Linked DNA regions of Homo sapiens: region 2 is linked to region 1. The links are chromatin contacts, found by Hi-C or POLR2A ChIA-PET in ENCODE. All regions are on one chromosome and are shown on one strand. The core of a region is the stretch at or near the end of the contact, and the rest is flanking DNA. Distances in the headings are between cores, read along the strand shown. Region 1 holds the start of LGALS8-AS1 (LGALS8 antisense RNA 1). Region 2 overlaps GPR137B (G protein-coupled receptor 137B).

What was found. A loop is a pair of places that touch in the nucleus more often than their neighbours do. ChIA-PET counts read pairs that join two places held with the same protein, here RNA polymerase II (POLR2A). Pooled maps may share reads with other maps.
Region 2: a map with no recorded cell type shows a loop between it and region 1 (7-fold over the local background). The contact joins the enhancer-like site here to the promoter of LGALS8-AS1 in region 1. A Hi-C loop is called at or near these places in 11 of 37 single-sample maps with no recorded cell type and 5 of 50 pooled maps. POLR2A ChIA-PET finds 5 or more read pairs at or near these places in 2 of 52 experiments (H1 and Panc1).

What each region holds. Positions count from the first base shown.
Region 1 is chr1:236,522,425-236,526,660 of GRCh38, reverse strand. LGALS8-AS1 (LGALS8 antisense RNA 1) reads left to right here and starts at 2,153. Exons shown (of 1, transcript NR_034040.1): 1 at 2,153-3,592. LGALS8 (galectin 8) reads right to left here and starts at 2,679. Exons shown (of 10, transcript NM_201544.4): 1 at 2,600-2,679; 2 at 546-693. The coding sequence starts at 590. RefSeq lists a silencer at 2,337-2,386.
Region 2 is chr1:236,157,702-236,161,937 of GRCh38, reverse strand. All of the region lies in intron 1 of GPR137B (G protein-coupled receptor 137B), which reads right to left. Among named protein-coding and RNA genes, the nearest start is that of GPR137B, 17 kb to the right of the region's middle. RefSeq lists enhancers at 1,613-1,662, 1,753-2,202, 2,303-2,352 and a silencer at 3,318-3,367. Within about 2 kb of position 1,722, at least 5 of the 41 ENCODE cell types and tissues checked have a DNase peak (open chromatin) inside an H3K27ac peak, as active enhancers do.

The DNA.
Region 1 (4,236 bases), core at 904-3,403:
TTACAGGGCAATTTCCAGCAATTACAGTCATTCAGGGATTCTAGGACCTGCCTGAACTGCACGAGACCCTTACTACTTCACACTCTCCATCTCCCCATTGGCTTTTGACATTTTCCCTGCTCAAGGGCCAAGCAGTATTTGAAAGGCTGAGGGAAAGATCGAGACATTAACTTCTCATGGACAGCTCTAATTAAAAAAGAAAATGAAAAACTTGTAGAGTAAGAAATCCATTTTCCTTTAAAAACTACAATTTATGATTAGCTGAGCCTCCTCCCATCACCAAAAGTTGGCATTCCCTCCACTCTACCCAGACGTTCCCTGTTCATAACACTGTTTCATCACGTCATATTATCATTGTGACTTCTTCCTCCACTAGAGGACAAGAGCTGTTTTGTAATCAGCACCCACCACCATCTCTATTACATAGTAGGTGCTTTAAATATGTTCACTGGCTTTTATTCTTGCCCTGTCTCCCAATGGATAATTAATATTCTATTGGATCTGTCCTGGCATAGGTAAAAAGTTATCTTATAGAAATCAGTTACCGGGTTATAGATGATATTCTGTAGGTTGTTTAAGGACAACATCATTCTTTTCCAGCTTCTTGTCGATTGGAGTCTCTTCTGTGTATGACCTAAGATTTTAGGCAAGTTTCATTTAAAGGTTACCTGGATTGAAACTGAGGCACTGGCCCTGTGTAAAGTAAAAATAGAGGAAAAGAAAAGTAAGCATGTAGCATTTTTCTTCATATCCTATTTTAAAATTTAAATTATATATTATGTTACTGATATTTACCAAATAATAGAATATTATTACAATCAACGATCTGCCTCCCATTCTTACCAGTGTGCTCATATACTAAATAATTTTGGATTGTGAGTGTAGGAAATATTGACTTAAAAAATACATCAGTAGAAAATTTCTAACATGGAATTTATTATTAAAAATACTAAAATAGGCCAGGCATGGTGGCTCACACCTGTAATCCCAGCACTTTGGGAGGCCAAGGCGGGTGGATCACCTGAGGTTCAGGAGTTAGAGACCAGCCTGACCAATATGGTGAAATCCCATCCCTACTAAAAATACAAAAATTAGCCAGACGTAGTGGCATGCACCTGTAGTCCCAGCTACTCAGGAGGCTGAGACAGGAGAATTGCTTGAACCTGGGAGACGGAGGTTGAAGTGAGCCGAGATTGTGCCACTGCACTCCAGCCTGGGCAACAGAACGAGACTCCATCTCAAAAAAAAAAAAAAATTTAATTAATTAATGGTAAATACTAATCAAACAGTCCCGTACAATTACCAGAGGTATTCATTTAGATTTTCATTTCCATAAAATGAGAATTACAGTATTCACATCATTGGTTTGTTCTGAGGATTGAGTTAATAAAACAGCGAAAGAGTAAGCGCTATGTTAGCTATTATTATTGTGAATAGAAAGAATTGCTCTTCCTCCTCCAATTTAAACAAATCAAAGTAGGGAAAAATCCAATACTTTTAATACTATTAAGATACGGTTTTCTCTGTTGCTTAAAAAAATAATAATCACAGGGCAGGGGAGTGTTGGAAAGCATCAGCCACATTTTTTAAGATAAAAGCACTCATGGACACTACACTACATTTAATAGCTCCAGGAAAAACTCGACTTTAAGCAGAACTAAAGGGGAAATGAAACCAGAGCTTCCTGTATTTTACTTCCAGCAATTCTGTCATTATACTGCACACCAACAATACACACCGATCAAATCTATCACTTTTTCTTTATTAAGAAAAAAAACTGTATCCCTCTTGGTTTACCACCTAAATATAGCCCCATGTCATTAACTTAATTCGTTAGTCAAAACCTCAAAACTCTGGCTCCGTGACTCAATTCAGGAAGTAAGAACAAGAGCAAAAAGAATGGATGCCGAGTTGCCATACACATGTATAATAACAAGCCAGTGACCCAATTTAAGCCATCTGCTTGCATTAAATCACGCAACCCCCGAAGTATCCCCAGGGACAGGTCCCGCCAGCATGAACACTTCGTATGCATCACAAGCAGCCATCACTTAAGTTTCACGTACGGTCAAAGGAAGTCACATGACTTGCGCTTTGCAATGTTTAACACTGCAGTCAAATGACTCGGCATCCTAAAGAGCGTGTTAGAGGCAGGGAACGCAATGGAGGTCACTCCACTGTCACTACAAATTCCGGGAAGGAAACTTCCCCAGATTCCTCCACTTGGAGGTGGCGCTCGGCCTCAGGCTAGGAGGGAACAGGTGAGAAAGCAGCCCAGGTGGGGTGGGTTTGCAGCGAGGAGACACCCCAGGGCAAACAGCCTGACCCCAGCCAGGGATGTCCAAGAAAGGCCGCGACTCCTGATAATCCCTTATGCCCCGGAGCGCCTCGCCTGCAGAGGCAGCGTCCCCGCCACCCAGCCCCGGCTCTGCCGCGGTGAGGACCGGCGGGTCGGGGTGGACTGGACACTGTCCCACCCATCAAATGGTGATTTAGGAGCCGTGACATCCGAATGCCATCCTCCACTGGCGAGACCCTCAGAGCAGCCACGCCTCTAGCGACTGCCCCGCCACCCGAGGCCGGGGGTCGCGCGACTCACCCAAAGACTGGTGTTTCAGGCGCTCCACGGAGCAGGTTGTTTGTCAGCAGCTAAGTGCCGTCAGGGTTCCCGGCTCTGGCGTCCGTGGGCGGCTACGGGAAGCGACAGGAGTCAGTCCTCGTTCACTTCCCGGCTCGCGCGCCTCACTGCTGTGGTCTCCCCACCCTCCCCGCGCCCCGCCTTCTGTGTCTGGGGCGTCCCTGGCGGCTCTGCTGGGTTTTGGACAGGGACCCGCCGCTGATCGCCACCCAGCTCGGCCTCCTGCACAGCCTCTGGAGCCTTGGACCGCGACTGGCTTGCTGTGGGACGAGCACAGAGGGATAAGGACAAAGAATGTGTCCTGGGTGGATCTGGCTGCCTTTGCCCGGAAGGCGGAGTGGGGTGGGAGGTGGTAGGAAAATGGGAAGGAAAGAAAAGAAAGGTGGGCCGACGTCCACCTGGCTGTTCCAGGCCTCCAGGTCTAGGAGGGAGGGCGCTCGGGGCTGGGACTTTTCAGGACCAGGGTGGTCACCGCACAGGCCCCGCCTGCCTGGACCAAGCGCTGGCCTTCCCGGGGCGCCCAGGTCCACGGGGTCAACGCCAGGGTTTTCTCAGCTTCCTCGTCTGCCTCGGATCCAAGTCCAGACAGTGCCAGAAGAGACTTGGAGGCGCTGCTTTTTGACAGTACACACCTCTGTATGCAGGTGAAACGGTGGGGGAAGGGTTCAGTACGCTGGACTGTGCCCAGCCCAAGCTCCCCATCCGTTAGTGATAACTTGGACTCGCAGCCACTCCGCGTCACTCGCCAGTTATCCTGCGTGTGGGTGTTTTCTCCAAATTGGACACTTAGGGAACAGTTTAAGCAGTATGGAGCACAATTCTGTGCCTATTAGATGCTCTTAAATACCCGACTTCTCAGGGCCCTACACTGACTGATAGTTTGACCTATTGGCTGTAAACACACCAGCCAGAAATACAAATAAAGTTAAACAAAGTCATGTCAGCCACTTGGAATGGCTGGCTGCTTACTGTTTATTTTCTGTTAGGGACCTCAAAGTTCTCATCTTCTCTACTTGGCTTTTATCCACATTTGTTTGGAAAGATATATTTTAGTGTCATTAACGTGGGCTTTCTCCTCCCTGGCTTTTGTTTTCATTATTTTTTGTTTTAATTGAGGAATTCATTACAAGTCCCATAACTGGGAACTCATGTTCTGATTCACTGTTGCTTTTCTCTCCTCCTTACCCATTTTCCAAGCCTGATGCACTTCTCAAGATCCAATCTGAATAGGTGAATTTACCCTTGACATACACTGCCTTGGATTTATAGCTGTCTTTTGGTATGTGTTGTGTGTTTTATCTATCCAACTCGACTGTAGTTTGAGAAAAGGAACTTGTCTTATACAGTCTCCAGTGCATAGTGTAATGCTTTGCATAAAATAGATATCAATGTTAGGTTGAAATGTTAGATTATTGATAAAGTCAGGAGCAATTGAATATCTTCACAATTCTGCCTGAGTCTCCCCCCAGCCCCGCCACTTTGAGACAGGGTTTCCCTCAAGTGATCCTCCCACCTCAGCCCCAGGAGTAGCTGGGACTATAGACGCACACCACTATGCCCAGCTAATTTAAAAATTTTTTTTTGTAGAGACAGGGTCC
Region 2 (4,236 bases), core at 473-2,972, 360 kb after region 1:
CCCCACTCCTGGTACTAATTTACTGTATTAGTCCATTTTCACACTGCTGATAAAGACATACCCGAGACTAGGAAGAAAAAGAGGTTTAATTGGACTTAACAATTCCACATGGCTGGGGAGGCCTCAGAGTCATGGCAGGAGGCAAAAGGCATTTCTTACATGGCGGCGGCAAGAGAAAAAAAATGAGGAGGAAGCAAAAGCAGAAACCCCTGATAAACCCATCAGATCTTGTGAGACTTATTCACCATCACAAGAATAGCATGGGAAAGACCAGCCCCCATGATTCAATTACCTCCCTGTGGGTCCCTCCCACAACACTTGGAAATTCTGGGAGATACAATTCAAGTTGAGATTTGCATGGGGATGCAGCCAAACCATAACAGGAGGTGTGAAAAGCGTGTGGAGATGTGGGAGGCGTGAGAAGGTGTGAGTGGGAGGCGTGAGGAGGTGTGAAGTGTGTGTGGAGGTGTGAGGAGATGTGATGTGTGGAGGTGTGAAAAGTGCATGGAGGCGTGGGAAGCATGAGGAGGTGTGAACCTGCATGTGGACTTAGGAGCAGTGAGGGAGGGGGTGAGGAGAGAAGGTGCTGCAGGAGCCCGGAGCTGGGGAGGGCAGCAGAAGGTCGGGCTGGGGTGTGGACCAGCCAGGAAGAGGCCGCTGTCCAGGGTAAGGGTGCGGAGAGCTTCGGGGGAGCATTGGCACAGCTGAAATGCAGACCTGTGCTGTGAGAGAGGTCCCTGGGATACAGAGCAGAGCAAAGGCTGCAGACCATGGGTTGACAGAGAAGGTGAAAATGAAGGCAAATCAGAGGCCCAACACAGATTCATGATGCCTGGGCCTGGAGGGCGTGGCGGGGAATTGGAGGGTGACCACTAAGAGGCACGGGGTTCCTTCTGGGATGGAAAAGGTCTACAGTGGACTGTGGGGTCACTGCGCAACTCTGAATGTGGTACACTTCGAGATGGGGACAGCACAGAAAATGTGAATTATACCTCAATAAAGCTGTTATTTAAAAAAAAACAAAAAGACAAAAAAAAAACTAAGAGTAGGGAGGAGGTCAAAGAGCAGTCCCCTCAGTGGTCAAGGCCTCAAAGACTGCAGGGGAGAGAGGCCCCGGGCAGGAGACAGTCAGGGTGTCCAGTGCGGCTGACAGGCTGGACCACTTCACCTTAAGCTGCCACAGGGCCTGGCCAAGGGCAGGCTCGACTGACGGGGAGGCTGGAGGGGGAACAGGCAGACCCTGGATGGCAGCAGGAGGAAGTGGGAGCAGTGAGTCAATTCAAGAGCATAAACTGCTTTCCAAAAGCGCATGTTTGTGAAATGCAAGAAAGAGGTTATTCAGGGGGTCCAGACCTTGTTTTTAAGATGGGGAGACCTGAGCATGCTTGTGGACAGACAGAAGGAGCCTGGGTCCCGAGAAGGGCAGACAGGGAGAGGCAGGAGGCAGGGAAGGGTGGAGGGCTGAGAAACTGAGGCAGCAAGGAGGGGTCTGAGGGAACATGGCAGGGACAGCCATGGGAGTGCCATCTGCCTAATGACAGGGACCCCGGGGAAGTGAGGTTGGGTTGGAGAGTCCCAGCTGCTTCTTGGGGAACCCGATCAGGAACTGAATGGTGGTAAATGAGCCCCACTTCCTTTCCCTCCCCTTCCTTGGGCTCCACACAGCCTATGAAAACACCGGGGTTTTTCAGGGCTTCCCCCGTTGTGGCAAGAAGGATGGGAGGACAGGGGAGGGGAGCAGAATCAGGCCTGAAGGAGAAAGAAGAAATTGCAGCAACTTTGATCAGAAACCCTGAAGTTTGTCATCTGGTGAAAATAAAGCATTTCTCCCTAATGGCAAATTCCTTTCGGTTTTAGCATCGTTTCTTCTGCTTTTGAAAGTCCCACCTAGAACCTCAGAACCTAGAATAGATCTGGGGATGACGCTGTGGGTGATGCTGGCTTTTTGACTTGTTGAAGGCTGAGCCACGGCTGGGAGATGTCCCCAGCTGGCCGCTGTCAGGCGCTGGGGAATGTTCGAGAGCCCTCATGGGCTTTCCGCACCACCCGCTCCCACAGTGGGCCAAGGCCTCCTCATCCCGGACCTGTGGGCGACTTGTGCCCCCTTGGTAACCCAGGCCTTCACCCCATCCTTTCGGATGACACAGGAAGGCCTAGAGCTCTGCATGTGACGTACTTGTTTCGACAGAAGCATAAAGGCCTTTGAGCAGCTGCTGGACTCTGCCCCCTGCCCTCATAAATCAGTCTGTTCACGCGTCACTGATTTGTTCCCACCCTTTGAACTCCCGCTTGCCTATTTTTTTTCTTTTCTTTTTTTTTTTCCTGCAACCTCTGCCTCCCAGGTTCAAGTGATTCTCCTGCCTCAGCCTCCCGAGTAGCTGGGATTACAAGCACCCGCCACCATGCCTGGCTCATTTTTGTATTTCTACAAATACAAAAAGAGACGGGGTTTCACAATGTTGATCAGGCTGGTCTTGAACTCCTGATCTCGTGATCCGCCTGCCTCGGCCTCCCAAAGTGCTGGGATTACAGGCATGAGCCACCCCGCCAAGCCTATTTTTTCAACTACTAACTCAAGTTGACATTTGCTGTCTTACAATCTTTCTGTTTGTTTGTTTGTTTTTAAGAGGCGGGGTCTTGCTGTCACCCAGGCTGGAGTGCAGTGGTGCCATCATAGCTCATTGCAGCCTCCATCTTCCTGGGCTCCAGGAATCCTCCTGCCTTAACTTCCTGAGTAGCTGAGACTATGTACAGGTGCAGCCCAAATGCCTGGCTAATTTGTCTTATTTTTTAGAGATGATGTCTCCCTACATTGCCCAGGCTGGTCTTGAACTCCTAGACTCAAGTGATCCTCCCATCTCGGCCTCCTGAGTAGCTGGGTTACAATCATTTTTACTAATGTCTTAGTGGTGTTTCTGGCAGAAATGTCCCCTGCTATTCTTTGTGGGTATGACAGTGTCTCCTGTGCAGTCAGCAGAACTCAACAGAAGTCACCTCTGATGTCCCTGGAGGCAGTGTCTCTGATGTACCAACAAAGCACTATGCTTCCAACCTGCGCTTGATTCAGAATCTCTGCAGCCATTTTACTTTATAAATCCTCTCCCCTAAGCCAGGACCCACATCTGGACACCCTAGTGTCTCCACTTCTGTGCCACCACTCTCTGGACACTTCATAATCCCCCTATCCTTAAAAGGGGGTGCATCCTGATCCTAGCTGCCTGTGGGCTGAGACTCCTGAGGAGACCCTCGCAGTAACTGAGGGGGACTGAAACTCTTAGTGCACCAAGCACAGACTCCTGACTAAAGAAACCAGTCTCTATCACACACGCTGGTTCAAAACGTATGTATGCAAATTCATCTGAAAATGTTACAAATGCATGGCAGGTTGAAACTTTATATTATAAAATAATTTATGTATATACAAAGAAATAACAGCAAATACTCATGCACCCAGCACTCCATCCTTAATACTTTGCCACGTTTGCTCCAGCTATGTTTTGTTTGTTTGTTTCTGAGACAGAGTTTCACTTTTGTTGCCTAGGCTGGAGCGCAGTGGTGCCATCTCGGCTCACTGCAACCTTGTCTCCCGGGTTCAAGCGATTCTCGTGCCTCAGCCTCCCGAGTAGCTGGGATTATAGGCACGTGCAACCACACCCGGCAAATCTTTGTATTTTTAGTAGAGACAGGGGTTTCACCATTTTGGCCAGGTTGGTCTTGAACTCCTGACCTCAGGTGATCCACCCACCTCAGCCTCTCAAAGTGTTGGGATTACAGGCATAAGCCACCATGCCCAGCCCCAGCTGTGGTTTAATAAATAAAAATGACACAGCTGGAGCTCCCAGCCTGCCCCCTCCTGGTGCCATTTGCTCCCAGGAAAGTAATCACTATCCTGAATTTGGTGTTTTTATGGCTAGGCAGGCTTTCACTAGGTAAATCTGGATTCGTGAAAGATACAGAGTACCGTCCAGTATGGTTTTGCACTTTATATGAATGCATTAATACCTTCCATAACCTTCTGCAGTTTGTTTATTCCCTCATGACTATGTGTTTGGAAGGTATCTATGTTGATACACACAGTTCTAGCTCATGCATCTTCACTAAGGCACAGTGCAGTTGGCCCCTGGGCAGCATGGGTTTGAACTGCATGGGCGCATCTATACATGGATTTTTTTCAACTGAATGGGAATCAAAACTACGATGTTCTCAGGACGTAAAACCTGAATATAAGGAGGACCA